2 separate regions of the Homo sapiens genome follow, and region 2 is linked to region 1. A link is a contact called in ENCODE Hi-C or POLR2A ChIA-PET data. All regions are on one chromosome and are shown on one strand. The core of a region is the stretch at or near the end of the contact, and the rest is flanking DNA. Distances in the headings are between cores, read along the strand shown. Region 1 holds the start of LINC01426 (long intergenic non-protein coding RNA 1426). Region 2 has its middle 210 kb from the start of RUNX1.

What was found. A loop is a pair of places that touch in the nucleus more often than their neighbours do. ChIA-PET counts read pairs that join two places held with the same protein, here RNA polymerase II (POLR2A). Pooled maps may share reads with other maps.
Region 2: a pooled map shows a loop between it and region 1 (2.3-fold over the local background). The contact joins the enhancer-like site here to the promoter of LINC01426 in region 1. A Hi-C loop is called at or near these places in 1 of 168 maps with a recorded cell type or tissue (posterior vena cava) and 1 of 50 pooled maps. POLR2A ChIA-PET finds 5 or more read pairs at or near these places in 1 of 52 experiments (MCF 10A).

The regions. Positions count from the first base shown.
Region 1 is chr21:34,740,332-34,747,936 of GRCh38, reverse strand. It overlaps LINC01426 (long intergenic non-protein coding RNA 1426), which reads right to left and starts at 2,112. Exons shown (of 3, transcript NR_038885.1): 1 at 1,921-2,112. It overlaps LOC107985515 (a long non-coding RNA gene), which reads right to left. Exons shown (of 3, transcript XR_001755016.1): 3 at 3,999-5,306. RefSeq lists enhancers at 731-1,025, 1,232-1,731, 1,732-2,233.
Region 2 is chr21:35,253,378-35,260,256 of GRCh38, reverse strand. No RefSeq gene overlaps it. Among named protein-coding and RNA genes, the nearest start is that of RUNX1, 210 kb to the right of the region's middle. Within about 2 kb of position 3,641, at least 29 of the 41 ENCODE cell types and tissues checked have a DNase peak (open chromatin) inside an H3K27ac peak, as active enhancers do.

The DNA.
Region 1 (7,605 bases), core at 863-3,362:
TACGAAAAGTATCTGGGTGCGGTGGTGGGTGCCTGTAACGTCAACTACTCAAGGGGCTGTGGCAGGAGAATCACTTGAACCCAGGAGGCGGAGGTTGCAGTGAGCCGAGATCATGCCACTGCACTCCAGCCTGGGTGACAGAGTGAGACTCTCTCTCTGAAAAAAAAAAAAAAAAATGACATGAAACTGACTCATCAGAGCTCCATCAGGCCACGGGCTACAAATGTGGCTGGGCCACGTAGACAGAAAGACACACGGCCCTGGTGTAGGAGAGGAAAACACACTGTTTTCAGGGAGGTGGAATTAGGGGTTTCCCTGTCCCTTCTCTCTCAAAGCCTTTTCCAATGAATCTAGAATTTTTAGTTTCTTAATAATGTTCCTGTTGCTCTTCCATCTGGATGCAAAGGAGATCTATTCACGACATCTCCAAGAATGAACTCCATAAGAGCAGCAGAGTGGTCAAGGCCTACTTTCCCAGGGGTTCATTTTCTTTTTGCCTTTTTTTTTTTTTTTGAGACAGAGTTTCACTCTTGTTGCCCAGGCTGGAGTGCAGTGGCACAATCTTAGCTCACTGCAACCTCTGCCTCCTGGGTTCAAGGAATTATCCTGCCTCAGCCTCCCAAGTAGCTGGGATTACAGGTATCCACCACCATGCCCGGCAATTTTTTTTTTTTTTAAGTAGAGACAGAGTTTCACCATGTTGGCCAGGCTGGCCTTGAACTCCTGACCTCAGGTGATCCACTCGCCTCGGCCTCCCAAAGTGCTGGGATCACAGGCGTGAGCCACCGTGCCCGACCAAGGTTCATTTTCAATGCTGTTGACACGAAGGCTAAGATCACAGGGGAGGTCACAATTTTAGGATCTCAGCTTTTAGAATGCTGTCTTTTTAACCCCTTCAGCATTTCCATCTTATTGGAAAAGGGCAGGCAGGAGGGCAGATGGGAGGGAGGGAGGCAGTTGGGCTTTCTTCCTGTCCAGGGGCCAGCTCTGCCTTCCTGGTCCTCACTCCCAGCCCCACTCCTTCCTTCCCCTGTTCTGTGCCTCTCCTATCTACTCCTTCCACATCCCTAGCCACCTCACAGGCTCTTCATGGGGCTCAAGTGAGATAATGCAGGGTGTGAAATTCTTTGTCAATGAACGCATCAACTCTACGTTCCATTTGCTGTCATTATCTCCTGTATCTTTGTTCCACTTGTGCAGGTGATTTGTCCCCCCGCCAGTCCCCGTCCCCTCACCCCCAGTTTCATGGATAAGGACCAGCTGTAGACTCTGCCAGGCCCTGGGCAGTGTTGGTATCGTGCTTGGAGGTGCTGCTCAGTTATGCAACCCACCCTCCTCCCCCAGCCAGAGCCACAAAGCCACTAGGGCACTGTACCAGTTTGTTTATTTATTTATTTTTGAGATGGAGTCTCCCTCTGTCACCCAGGCTGGAGTACAGTGGCACGACCTTGGCTCACCACAACATCCGCCTCCCAGGTTCAAGCGATTCTCCTGCCTCAGCCTCCCGAGTAGCTGGGATTACAGGCGCATGATGTCACGCCTGGCTAATTTTTGTATTTTCAGTAGAGTCGGGGTTTTACCATGTTGGTCAGGCTGGTCTCAAACTCCTGACCTCAGGTGATCCACCTGCCTTGGCCTCCCAAAGTGCTGGGATTACAGGTGTGAGCCTCTGCTCCCAGCCCCACCGTGTTTAGCTTGGTTAGGCACAGAGCCTTGCATGAACCAGCACCTCGGGGACCCCATGACGAGGTCAGAGCGGGTGAGAGGCACGCACCAGTGTGACTGAGCCACTCGCTGGGACTCTGGGGGCAGCGTGGTGGGGCTTGAGATCAAGGAAGTGCCTGCAAGTGGATTCAACGATGAGACACTTCCCCGGCCCACAGGGTGGAGGGGTTGGCTGGAGGGGTTGCCTGTACTTACCAGAGACGGTCCCCGAGCGAGCTTGATAAGCTGAAAGAGACGCTCAGGAGAGCCCTGACAGAGCTCCCCAGGCTGGAAAGGACAGAACTCCCCACCGGAACTTTCATTTTCAAAGTTCAGCACCTCAGTTAAGTAATTAATAGGTCTGGTCACGTTCACAGCTCTCCAAAAGAGACTGATGGAGCTCTGCTTTTCCTCCGGAAGTGCTTTCATGGCAAGCCCAGAGAAGCCCCCTAGGAGGCAGCCTGTCATCCAATAATCACTTCCTCTCTCAGGCCCAAATTCCAAATCAGCTCAGCAATGGGCAGGGCGGCCCTGAGCCACGTCCAGAGGTTGGGATTTGCTGACTCCTGGAGGATATTCTGAGTATAGCAAGTAAGTGAACTCGCACAAACAATGCGTTCAGCAATGGGAAGAAAACAGCTGTTTTTGTCCGAGAAGTGTCTGGCATACCCAAGACTTCTTAAAGAGAGGAAAATATTAACCTAGAGCATAACAACCCCTTTCTCTTTTCAGTCAAAACCTAGACAGACTGTGTTGATATTAAGTTAACAAGTTCCATGGGCTAATACCTTCCGAATGAAATGAGAGGGTTCTTAAATTAATAGATGAAAACTCCCCTTCATACATCAGAGAACTAAGGAAAGGTAATTGCCCCCAATATTTATTTTCGATTTGGAAAATCCAAAGCAAGAAGGCTTTGAAGAAGTCAAGATCTGATTATAATTCTAGGCTCGGTGCCAATGGGATAAATTATCTGGCAACTTTTTTTGCACAGTTATTGATTCTATTTGTCTCTGACGCCAAGCGCCCAGCATGGCACAAAGCCTCACAAAGTGCTCCGAAAAGGGTGTCATCCCCACACCGTTGATAAGGCTCAGAGTCTCTCCACGGCCATAATGCAACCCCCTCCTCCCCAGGGGGCTGTTGGCACCTCAACCCACTAAGGGATCAGGAAGTAGAGTTTGCCAGTGAGGAGCCTGGAGACTTCAAGCCTGTTTGGCCTTGGTGTTCTTGTGATTTAGTGCCCTGGACTGGCAGGTCTAGGGACTTTTTGCTCTAGACAAACTTTTTAAATAGGCCAGGTGCAGTGGCTCAAACCTGTAATCCCAGTGCTCTGGGAGGCTGAGGTGGGAGGGTTGCTTGATCCCAGGAGTTTGAGGCTGCAGTCAGCCATAATCACACCACTGCAGCCCAGCCTGGGAGACAGAAGAAGACCTTGTTTCAAAAAAAATTTTTTTAATAAATATAAATTTAAAAAATAAAAAATCCCAACACATGCACACACATACATGCACACACATACATGCACACACACACATGCACACACATACATATATATGCATGTGCAAAAGGTATGCCCAAGCTATACTCTCTTTATTTGAGTTTTAATTTACAGAAGTTTTCAACCTGGCCAGGCCTGGAATCATGGAGAATGGGCTGGGAATGGGTCTGCAGAGGTTCCCAAGGACATGTTTGAAAAGCATCCTCCACCTGGGAGAGCTGGGTCAGAATTAGCACACTCTAGGAGAGTTGGGGAACAGCTAAGAGCGGGGCACACCAGCTCGACTAACTGAGCCTGAGCCAGTGGGAAAGTCCTCATAGCAGTGGTCACTGGAGCACGAAACAGGGACATGGCTGGCTGGGGCTCCTTCCTCCGCCCCTCCCCAAGCACAGGTGGGCATGCCGTGGTGGGGCTGGGAAAAGGCCTATGGCCAGGGAAGCGCAGGATGACAACAAAGGAATGGTCAAGGCCTAACAAACAGAAACAGCGATGCAAATTGCCTAGGAGATGGAGCGGCAGTCACTGGAGCTGGCGTTGCCCAGACTTTGGTTGGCTTCAGGGTGACAGTTCAAGAAGGCAGCTCCTCCTGTGGGCCAGTGAGCTTGCTCCAAGAGCAGCCCTTTCCAGCTGACGCCCAGAGTGACCCAAAGGCTCTCCCGGAAAGTCCGGTTCTAAGACGATACAGCTGCCCGTCATGGAGCAACCTGCCCAAAACCACAGGGGGAAAAAAATCCAATAACCAAATCCCGGTGACCACACCCTGTCTGCAGTTACTCAGAACTCACTGGCCAAGGTCCAGGGAGCAGACCGAGTCAGGCTGAAGTCTATCCACATTTAATTTTCAATTGAAAATGGAAACAAGTCAAGCCAAGACAAACCCAGGGCCTGATTTAACAGCATCTACTGCCATGGCAAAGACATTGTCATGTGGGGTGCCACAGATCAGCCACCACCACCCCAGGGAAAGGTTGACACCACCACATCCAGACACTTTTCACTCACCTTTCATATAGAAGCTCATCCACTGCATAGCAGCTCAATGGTATTGTTACTGTTATGTTCTTTTTACAGGTGAGAAAACTGAGGCACAGGTTAAGTGACTCACTAAGCTCTCACTGTAAATGGTGGGGCAGGTTTGAACCCATGTGTCTGGCTCTTTGGTTCTACATGCGTTAATTCTGATTATAGTGAACGTCTGAATGGCTAGAAATATTTGGAGATTGTGCCCGGATGACAGCTGCAGAGAAGTGACCGTGGCTGACCCTGGACAGCAGTGCTTGGTCTTGCTGGGAATCGTCAGGTCCTCTGCCAGGCTTTCCTGGGGAGCACCAGGTGAAGTATCATGGATTTGAGGTCCTCTGTACTGGAGGCAGGACGCAGACACCAAGAACACCTCCAGGCAGGTGCTGATTCGCCGGCGGAACATTTGCAATGTGCTCACCCCTGTTGTGGGTAGGGGATGTGGGAATATTTGCACTATTGGGTTATACAGGGCTCAGAGGGGAAGGCATCGTGGAAAAGGATTTGGCTTGAGGAAGGAACACAGGAGACATGGCCATGCCATAAGAAGGAAGATGCCTCCCTTTAGATCAGGATTTGACATCAGAAAAGAAGAGATCACTCCAGTGAAGGGCCAGGAGACCTGCCTCCCAGGGCAGAGAACTCCCCGCTCCAGCCCCTCCTGGGGGGACCCTCTCCAGCTGCAGACCCCATGGTGGGTGATCAGGGATGTGATACCTTAGATGGGTCCCACATCCCCTTCAGACGCTAATGGTGTTTGGCTTTAGCCGACAATGCTCCTCCAGGGTGTGGCCTCATTTCCAATGTCCAGCGTCCTGGAGTCTCGAGGTAGAACCTTGAGGACTACCCTTGTTGCCCAATCTCATGTTTCCCTCTAAGGGAAAGGCTCATGTCCCCACTGCCAGGCAGCCTCTGACACAGGGGACTCTTGTAAGCAAGTCAACACACAGCATGGATGTGTGGAGGGACTCAGAGGTCTCTTGGTTGTGTCCCCTGTATCGAATCCCGCTTGCACAAGGAACTTGACTTCTCTGAACATTTATTTCCTCCTCTAAAAGATGGCCACCATTAGGCTGGGCACCTATGTTAAGTAGAATTTTAAAAGATTGATTTAGTGAAATATATACAATAATAATAGGCTTGGCCCAGGGTTTGCAGGGAGAGCGCGAGCTTTGGGAGGATGCGACACATTTTTGGGTATTAGAAGATGACAGCAGGCAGAAGCAAGATACCCTAGAGGATAGGCCAGGAGGTCCCCTCTGAAGTCTGCCTGTCTGGAGACTTGCAAGGCAAGAAGCAGGTGAACGAGAAACAGGTGAAGGTGGAAACAGCTCTCCCCTCCTGGCGACTCCTCTCCTGGGGTAGCCGGTGCTCCTGGGTGTGTGTTGAGCCTACTGCGTAGAACTTGGTCTGATCAGATACAAAGGGAGAAGCAGGAGTGACAGGCACAGTGGAAAGCTGAGCACCCCACAGACCTGAATTTGTATCTTTGTTTAGATGCTCACCAGCCATGGACCTTCAGACAAATTCTGACTTCCCATCTGCAAAGTGGGGTCAAGAGTCCTTAGAATGTTTGAGTGAAGAACACAAGATAGAATGCATTAAATGCCTGGCACACAATCCATCCATTCATCCTTGGGTTTTCCCTCTTTTTTTCATACTTATTTCTATTTGTATTTTTTAGAAATAGTGTCTTGCTCTGTTGCCCGGCTGGAGTGCAGTGGCGAGATCATAGCTCAATGCAGCCTTGACCTCCTGGGCTCAAGCAATTCTCCCACCTCAGTGAGGGGGTCCATGTGTGTTCCAGCATGTGTGCATGTTTTGGAGGAGAACCTTTCAAGAGGTTAAGAGCCACTGCTCTGAAAACAACTTTTCCCTCAAAGACCACCACAGTCAGGCATGTAGTATGTCTTGGGGGTGGTCCCGGTATAGCAGTACCTGGGGGTACATGAGTGTGCAAAAGTGGTGGCATTTGTGGCGGCATGAGAACACACCAAGTTGGGCTAAACCTTACTTTTACAAGTAATATGCACCAGGCTCTTGTTACCAAGCACTTTTGGAGCACTATCTTCCTGTGTGCTAATATATCCAAACACTGGCCATCGCAGATATTTTTGTTAATAGATCTATTATGCAGGCGGAGGCCTTGACAATCAGAGATTTTGTGGCTAGTCCAAGATTGCTCAGCTGGTAGCCTGGTGGCCTGTTATGCAGAACCCCTGCCTTCAGGTGACACTTGGTCCCACAGGCTTGGTGAGGGGCCTCCAGTCTGAGCTACTCACTCAGTTGGTGGAGGTGACAGAAAGGAGTCCACGACAAGGATTCTACAGCTTCCCTGGCTGGAGGAACACCTGGTTTCCTCCAGGTCTCCCACTATTCTCTCTTGCTCTTCTCTTAGACCAGATACTGGTGTCAGTGTCTTATTTAAAAATTGCTCCTTTGAATAAACATTCTGGGTCCTTGGCCAGAAGGCAACAAGTGCAAACTTGGTAATGGCTCAGTGCCCACCATCCTCCTGAACTCCCCACACCACACAACAGAGTCCTTTCTATCCAAGCAGTAATCACAGAAGGAAATTGGTTTGCTCGAAGAGAGAAAAGGTCTCTGATGTGAAAGGCAATGGGAAAAACAGGACCATGAGATGAATCGATCTCTGGATGGCCTCAAAGCTAACGTGCTTGAGGGGAGCAGGATTGGGAATGGTAAGCTACCAGGACAATGTGGAGAAGGAAGAGAAGGGAGAAGGATGGAAAGTAGGGAGAAGCAGAAGTTTAAAAGTGGTTGCTCTCTGCTGGGAGAGCCTGCCAAGCTGGAAGCACAGATCCCCCAGACCCTGGACATTGGAGTTCCTTCCTCTGGGGAGCAATGGGCAGGCGTATGCTGCTGACCTTGTTCTCATGACCTGCATGCCCACAGCCAATGTGTTGTTGATGGAATCTGAAAGGCTGGCACTGGAAGATGCTTAGTGAACGGTGACATGGCCCATTTCAGAGACAAGATTGAATTGAGCCCTTTAAAGCAATGGAAGGGAATGCTGGACTGGGAGAGCCCCAGGAGGTAGAGACCACATCTTATTCATCTTTTTATTTTCAGGGTCTACCTCTGGTATGTAAATTGATGGATGGATGGATGGATGGACGATGGGGCAAATTGATGAGTGGATGGATGGATGGATGGATGGATGGATTTGTAGATGTGTGGGTGGATAGATGGATGGGTAGATAGGTGGGTGGATGGATAGATGGATTAATGGACAGGTAAATAGGTGGGTGGGTAAATGGGTGGATGGATGAATTATGTGGTAATTTGGTGTGTGGATGGATGGATGGTTGAATGGATGGATGGGTAGGTGGATGAATTATGTGGTTTGGTGGGTGGAT
Region 2 (6,879 bases), core at 2,392-4,891, 510 kb before region 1:
CACAAAGGGTGTTGATTATTTTGTTTTAAGCAGACAGTTAACTTGATTAGAACTGAAATCCAAAATTTTTCATTCTTGTGGTGGGCAGCAGCTGAAATCTGCGTTCTGTTCTTTTAGCCTAGGCATCACTGCTTAGAGTCTACCCTGTGCATGCACAGTTCAAGGTACATCAGAGATTTGGGCAGAATTTATACATGAAATTTTGGATATCATTCTCTGGCTATCTTCTGTCTGGTTTGGTCTCCTGAAATTGTTTTTCTGGTTCTTCAAGCTTGTAAGACTGTTGCTTGTGATCCAAGTTTTCATTTCCTAGTGTAGCCCTAACTTGGACCTGCTCTCTGGCTAAAGCCTGTAAAAAGCAGAAAACTTATCATTGTTATGTTCTTCTCCTGAGCATTGATTGCCTCTCTGTCTTTGCCTGCCTTTGGTCTCTCTCCAGAGTATTCAGTCATTGGTTTTGAATAATTTGTACAGAGTTCACAGTTGTTACCTGTGATACAGTTTGTCTGACAGGAGCTATTCTGGTATTATCAGAAGCAGAAATTCCAGGCAAGTCGGGTGGGGAGATAGGAGCAACCCCTCAATTCAGGGCCAGTAGGCACATCAATTACAACTGGGTTAACCATTTACAGCGACCCACCTGGGCTAGGATTCCTCCTAGTTAAAGCTCAGATTACCAGATACAGGCCAGCCTGTGTGTAATAATCCTTTCAACTCAACTGATAGGCCACAAGCAACCAGCTTCCTAACTGAGGCCCCTACCTCCCAAGTTGATCACCCAAAATTTGTTCTCTCTACTGCCATGGAAGTGATCTACATAAAAACAGACCATACCATATCCCCTACCTAAGAATCTTTCCATGGCTCCTGACTTATCTTCAGAAGAAAACCCAAACTTCTTAACAGGGCTTAAAAGATCATATGGGACTTGAAACCCAAATATTCTGCCTCCTTTTTTGTCATTTTTCTCACCCCTTTCTCACCCTCACTCCCAGTAAGCATATTGTGCTGTAAGGACAATCAGATCTTGCTGATTCATGAAAGTCACCTGCATTTTTACACTTCCACATAATTGGAAATAAACTCATCTTGCCTTACATTATTTTTCTTTTTAGCTCTTGTCTCTATTTGACATCATAATACAGAAGTATATTTCATTTATTTTTCATTTATCTATTTACTTACTTTTTCATTCATTAATTTGATTTTACTCTGTGCCTTCCCTGTGGGGATATAGGCATCATGAATTAGGAACTTGGTTTTTTTCAAAATGATATCCCGAGTATTCAAAATGATATCCCCATTATTCAGAATACTACCTGGCACATAATAGACATTTCAATAAATACTTCTTGAATAAATATTGCACTTACTGGTTGAAATTCCCTCTCACTTTTTGCCCAAGGCAGCCTGCTAAAGGCATACTCAGAACCAGCTCAACTGTTTTCTTTGGGAATTCCTCTCAGCATCCTCTCACCTCCATAGAATGAATTATCGTCGTCATTCATTTTCCCATAGAATCTGTTTACCTTATTTATCATTTTTGTTTCACTGCCTGTTTCTGCGTTCATCACCGCACCATGGTATTAAAGCAAGACTGCTCATGAATCAACTTGTAATTTCGACCATGGTATGTATTCCCCACGCAATTCTTACTTCCCTTCAGAGAGGATTCCCTTTCTGACTTGTCTCTCCATTTGGAGAAAAACCCTTTTGTTCCATCAAGCCTGTAGATAAGGTCTAAGGCAGACTTGATTATACCAAAATCTGGTTACATCGCACTCACAACTAAGTGTGATTTTGGTGACTTGGGAAAACCGATGATAGTTTATTAATTATTCAAGCAGCCTTAGATATGAATTGGAAAATTATGCTGAAAACTACTAGTTGGTTTTAGGGCCCCAAATCAAGGCATTTCCTTTGGATCCATTGTTTTCTAATATTTGCAAGCTTTTCAGGATTAAAACCTTGAGATTATTTTTTGTATTATATTTGTGGTCCAATCTCATTTGATGACTTTAAGAGTAACTAAGTCTACTCACATATTCCATAGGAAGCATTATCCAAGCACCGGAGACCATGCTCTCTTCAACTTCAAACTGCAGTCAAGTGGAGTAAATAATGCAGAGAGCTAAATTAACTCAAAGCACCAATGATCATGGAATAACATTCCTCTGTTTACTGTTCAAGAAAAATCTTTACAAATGCTGAAATGCTGTTAGAAAATCTATAGTTATATTATTATCATCATAAAACTAAGAATTAACCTATCTTTATTCTCCTCTGAAATCTCCTTTCAAGAAATAAAAACAGCAGGTAGAAGATACCTTCAAAATGGAAGAAGCCTTATGCTATTTCATCTATTTGTCTTTCTTTGGGTTAAACTCCAGAAACCCGGCTTGGTGCTTGTTCACTGTCCACACAATAGTAAATGATCCCAGGAGAATAAGTACATGATCAATTCCTCAGTGTCTCTGGCAATATAAGAGTTTAAAAACATGTGTACATGTGCCTGTGCATACAACAATACACATATAAATCACGGATTTTTGCTGAAATGAAATACTGAGGCCATGTGAGCATTTTTCAGTCTTCAACTTAGACACTTGGGCTGCATGCCCAGCTATGACACATCGTCCATGTTTATGAAGTCAATTTCACTTCAGTTGTTAGTATCAGTTACCATCATTCTGGATTTAAAGCCACCAGCCCAGAGCCTTTCTCTGAGCTCTCACAGATTCTAGTAGCTGTAGCAGGCATGTGACACTTCTGTGCACACTGTCTCATCTTGTTCCTGGGCCATCTGTTTGAACAAGGCCTTTTCTCTTCATTTTATTATAAATTCTTGAATCCAGGAAGCATGTCTGATATTTCTCAGAATCCTTTTTAATGTCTACCCCAGAAGTCTGTTCTAACAAGTACTCCAAAAATGTTGATTGATTCTAAATGGATTCTCAATATTATGAACAACATTTTTAGAATAAAAGAAATATTCACTTTTGTGTTTGGAAAATTCAGTGGATATGTTAAAAACAAAATATGGAAATGGGGTGAGCTCTTAAGGACTGTGAATTTCCACAGCAGCGTATAATTTCAGTAGAAGATCCCAATCCAACTTCATGAGGAATATATTAAGAGACAAAATAGAGAAACTATGACAAACTGGGTTTAGTATTTCCACCTCATCAACAATTATTTCTACCACAATCAATGAGAAAAAAACAAAGTTGTCAATCTGGATTGAGAGTGGGCATGTGTGTTTTCTCTCCTCCCTTCTGCCTCCCCCTTTTTCTCTTCTGAAACTGAGTCAGACGAGGCCATATTTCCAGTTAGAGGTCGACATTAGAGCCAAGCAGCTGTTCAGAAATGTCCAAGTAGACAGCAAGTGGCACTGATGGAGTTAACGGCAGTGACTCACTTGGGGCATTCACAGCAGGTCAGCTGAAACTCTCCCTTGCTGTATAGAGAATTTAGTCCTGCTGGGCATGCGCCCAAGACTGTGAGCTGAGGTTGATAACAGCAGAGTGCCTCTTAGTTGCCACTGGTTGCTTTGCCGTTCTCAGTTTTCACAGTTTATTTAAAGGTGGATTTTTGTCTAACGCAATCATGAACGGTGATGGGAAGAACAGGCTGAGCAGCTGTTGACTGAAATAACAGAGGGGAGGACGGGTATCTGGAAATGCTCCACACAAGTTGTCCTGCAAGCTTTGATGATGACGTTCGCATAGAAAATTATTGGTCAGAACCAGGAAGTGGAGCAGGCTTCATGCCAGTAAGGCTAGCTTGGCAAAGGTAAGATTTTTAGGATTTCAGAAAGGTTTCATTCATCTAGGAATCCTTTTCTACAAAATGTTATGGTGTTATAAAGTTACTCAATGGAGCAACAATAAAAACAAATCAAAACCATCCAAAGGAAAAAATACATGAGAAGCAGAGCATACTTATATTTTGTGAGCTTATACAAGTTTCTCAATAACACAGAAGGGAATGTATAAAAATACGATGAAAGGCTGTTGTGAGTTTTTTAATTACAAAATATGATTATTTTAGGAGAAAGAAACATAATTACCTGAACTAACTCAACACTGACACAAGACCTATTTTCCTTTTTTTTTCTTCAAATTATTTTTTAAACTTTTTAAAGGCAAGTATCTTAGATTTGTTCCTTACAGGTAGACATTTCAACAAACAAGAAATAATATTTCCTGATATGAATAGTCATTAGGGTTCAAGCTTTATTTCCCTAAAATTCTAGCATGAGATCATGGTTTCCGTAGATAGGAGAGATCTTGTTTCCATTGCATTTATTTGGTAGAAAAATCTGATTTGACGATTTGTGTTTGCTATCATCAAGTTAATTTTGTGATTAGATCCAAAACCTAATTCTGATAGTCAGACCAGGCTGAAAGCCACAATAGAAAAGGAATTAGTTTCCTTTCCCAAGAATAAAATCCTTGCATTAAATAGAGTTTGGTAAATTAAATGGCTATTTTTGACCAGGAGAGTTTGCTAGGTACTTTAATTCATTAAACAATTTTTTAGATCTGAACCTTTGAAAATATATATTCTAGGTTCAAAAGAGAATGATTGTGCCGTCTGCATTCGTATAGAATGATAGAGCACTGTAGTTGTGGCGGTTTCTCAAGGGCAGAGATTGTGATGGCGTTGCCTGCCACTGTCTACCTCATGGTAGGTGCTTAATGAATGTTGGGTGAACGAATTAATTTTGACCACAGGAAGGCAAGGGCTGACAAGAAGTGTCATCTCTTCTTGGCAGAACAGATTAGTCATTAGGATCAAGTAGAAGAGAGGATGGGATTTAGGGCGATTTAAATCAAGAGTACAGAAGCCATTAGAAGACACTGCTGGGGGAGGAGGGTTTGGGAAAGTGGGAGAGAGTTGTAGGAAAACGTTTGCATTGGCCTGGACTGAGTTCGTTTCTTCTCATGGCGTCAGAGGCCAACTGAAATTCTACAACTGGGGAAAATGAAGAGGACATCGGGGTATCAATGGGGTATAAAGAGAAAGGAATGAGAATAGCCCCAGTAACAGAAACAAATGGGTTTTGAGAATGTGTCTGTTTGTTTCTGTTGCTCCTGCCCTGTTATTCCCCATCTTGGTGTCTGCCTTCCTCATCTCTCCTCTGTTTTAATCTAAAATCTAAAGCTGCTAAGTAAAAACGACTGGTGAAATGTTAGAAACACTTCCCAAACCCTTCAGCATTCTCACAGGGTGCTTTTTTTCTCTCCCTGATCCTGCTGATCACTTAGGGCCATTCCTGGCTACCACCCTCACCATCTCATGACTACAGTAGTTAAATGGCGCTACCCTTTCCAAGTGAGAAAGAATTTCTGTGTGTGTTTGTCTACCTCTCTAGAGAGAGAAAGAAATGGAACTGATTTTTCTTAAAAGATGAAATAAACTCCTGAAGTTTTTACTTTATAACAATTCTATTTACAGTTTCATTTCTTTTCTTCAAGTATCTTCTTAAATTGTTACCATTGACTTGGGGTTAGGCATTAATATCAAATGACATCTGTTTTCATTCTGTTAAGAAAAAAAATATCACACAATAATACTTATCATGATGGAGTAACCACTGACGAGACGTTTCCAGTATTGTCAAGCTGTTGAGAAATCCAACTTTTATACTAATGGGTAGAGAGGGATCTCTCTCTCCCTACACACACACAAGCACACACACGCACACACACACACACACCCCGTAAAAAATGACTCCACTGCAGGGGTAGTGATTCATAGGATATCAGTATGGCTATGTTGTTTTTTTTAAAAAAGCTAAAATTGGAGTCCTATAGCTCCTTTTGTCTTATTACCTTATTTTCACATAAAATGAGACAGGATTCCCTGCATAAAAATCAGCTTGGTATTTGTCACGTCTGTAGCAAGCGTCTGAACTCATTTTTATGAGCAGCCTGCTTCCCCATTGCACCTCCTGTGTTTAGTAATGCAAACAGGCAGAACATTGTGTCATTGTGAGGGTGACACTCCTTACGAAAGGCAGGGAGTACCGAAAGCTAGAACCAGAGTTAATGGGACTTACTAATAAAAGAAAAAAAATGTTTTGCTCCCACTCCCTGATCAGGAGGCCCTGCTAATTTCAAGGTATGAGGTAATTCAGACTCCGTGGCCGGCAGCTCCCTCCAGGCATTTGCCATTTCAAGATTGTCCTGCGTTTGATGTCACATCTTGTGTAAAGTCCACAATCGGAATATTAAGCTATTGTGATGAAGTGATTTGTGAGATGGTTGAAATTTGCTGAAAGTGTTCTCCTTTCTCATGCAAGAAGCCAGTGGATTCATAACACTTATAAAATGAAAAGAGATCATCGAATCCAATTTCAAGTCGTTATTCCCAAACTTGTTCTTAGTCCCAAAGTGTAGCTTTGCAGCTGCATTGTGTATTTTCAAGACCTTAAAATGAGTTTGGAGGGAAAAAGTCAAATCAAAGAGATTAAGCCACGGCTTAAGGTGACATAGGGTGTTGTTTGTGAGTGGATGCAGTATTTTCTACATTTCTGGTATGCACGAAGTCTTTCCAGCTAATGTGGTTAGCTTCAGAATCTAGAGTCCTCACTCACACCAAATACAAGCTTCATCTTTCAACATCGTGCCATTGTACCATGGCAGCATTTAAAATGAGGTTCTGGCTGCCATTGTGAAATGCTCCTACAGGTTTGTCTTATAAGAAAGAGTCAATTTTTTTATGAAGATTATCTGACCTATTGATTATTTTTTTTTTACCAGGTGGATTTGGAATTAAAATCTGCTAAATGGCTTTCCTTAAAGCTAGTAAAAATTACCTAAGGTCATACAGCTCAGATATGGAGCTCACCAGGGTTTGGACACCCACACTGAG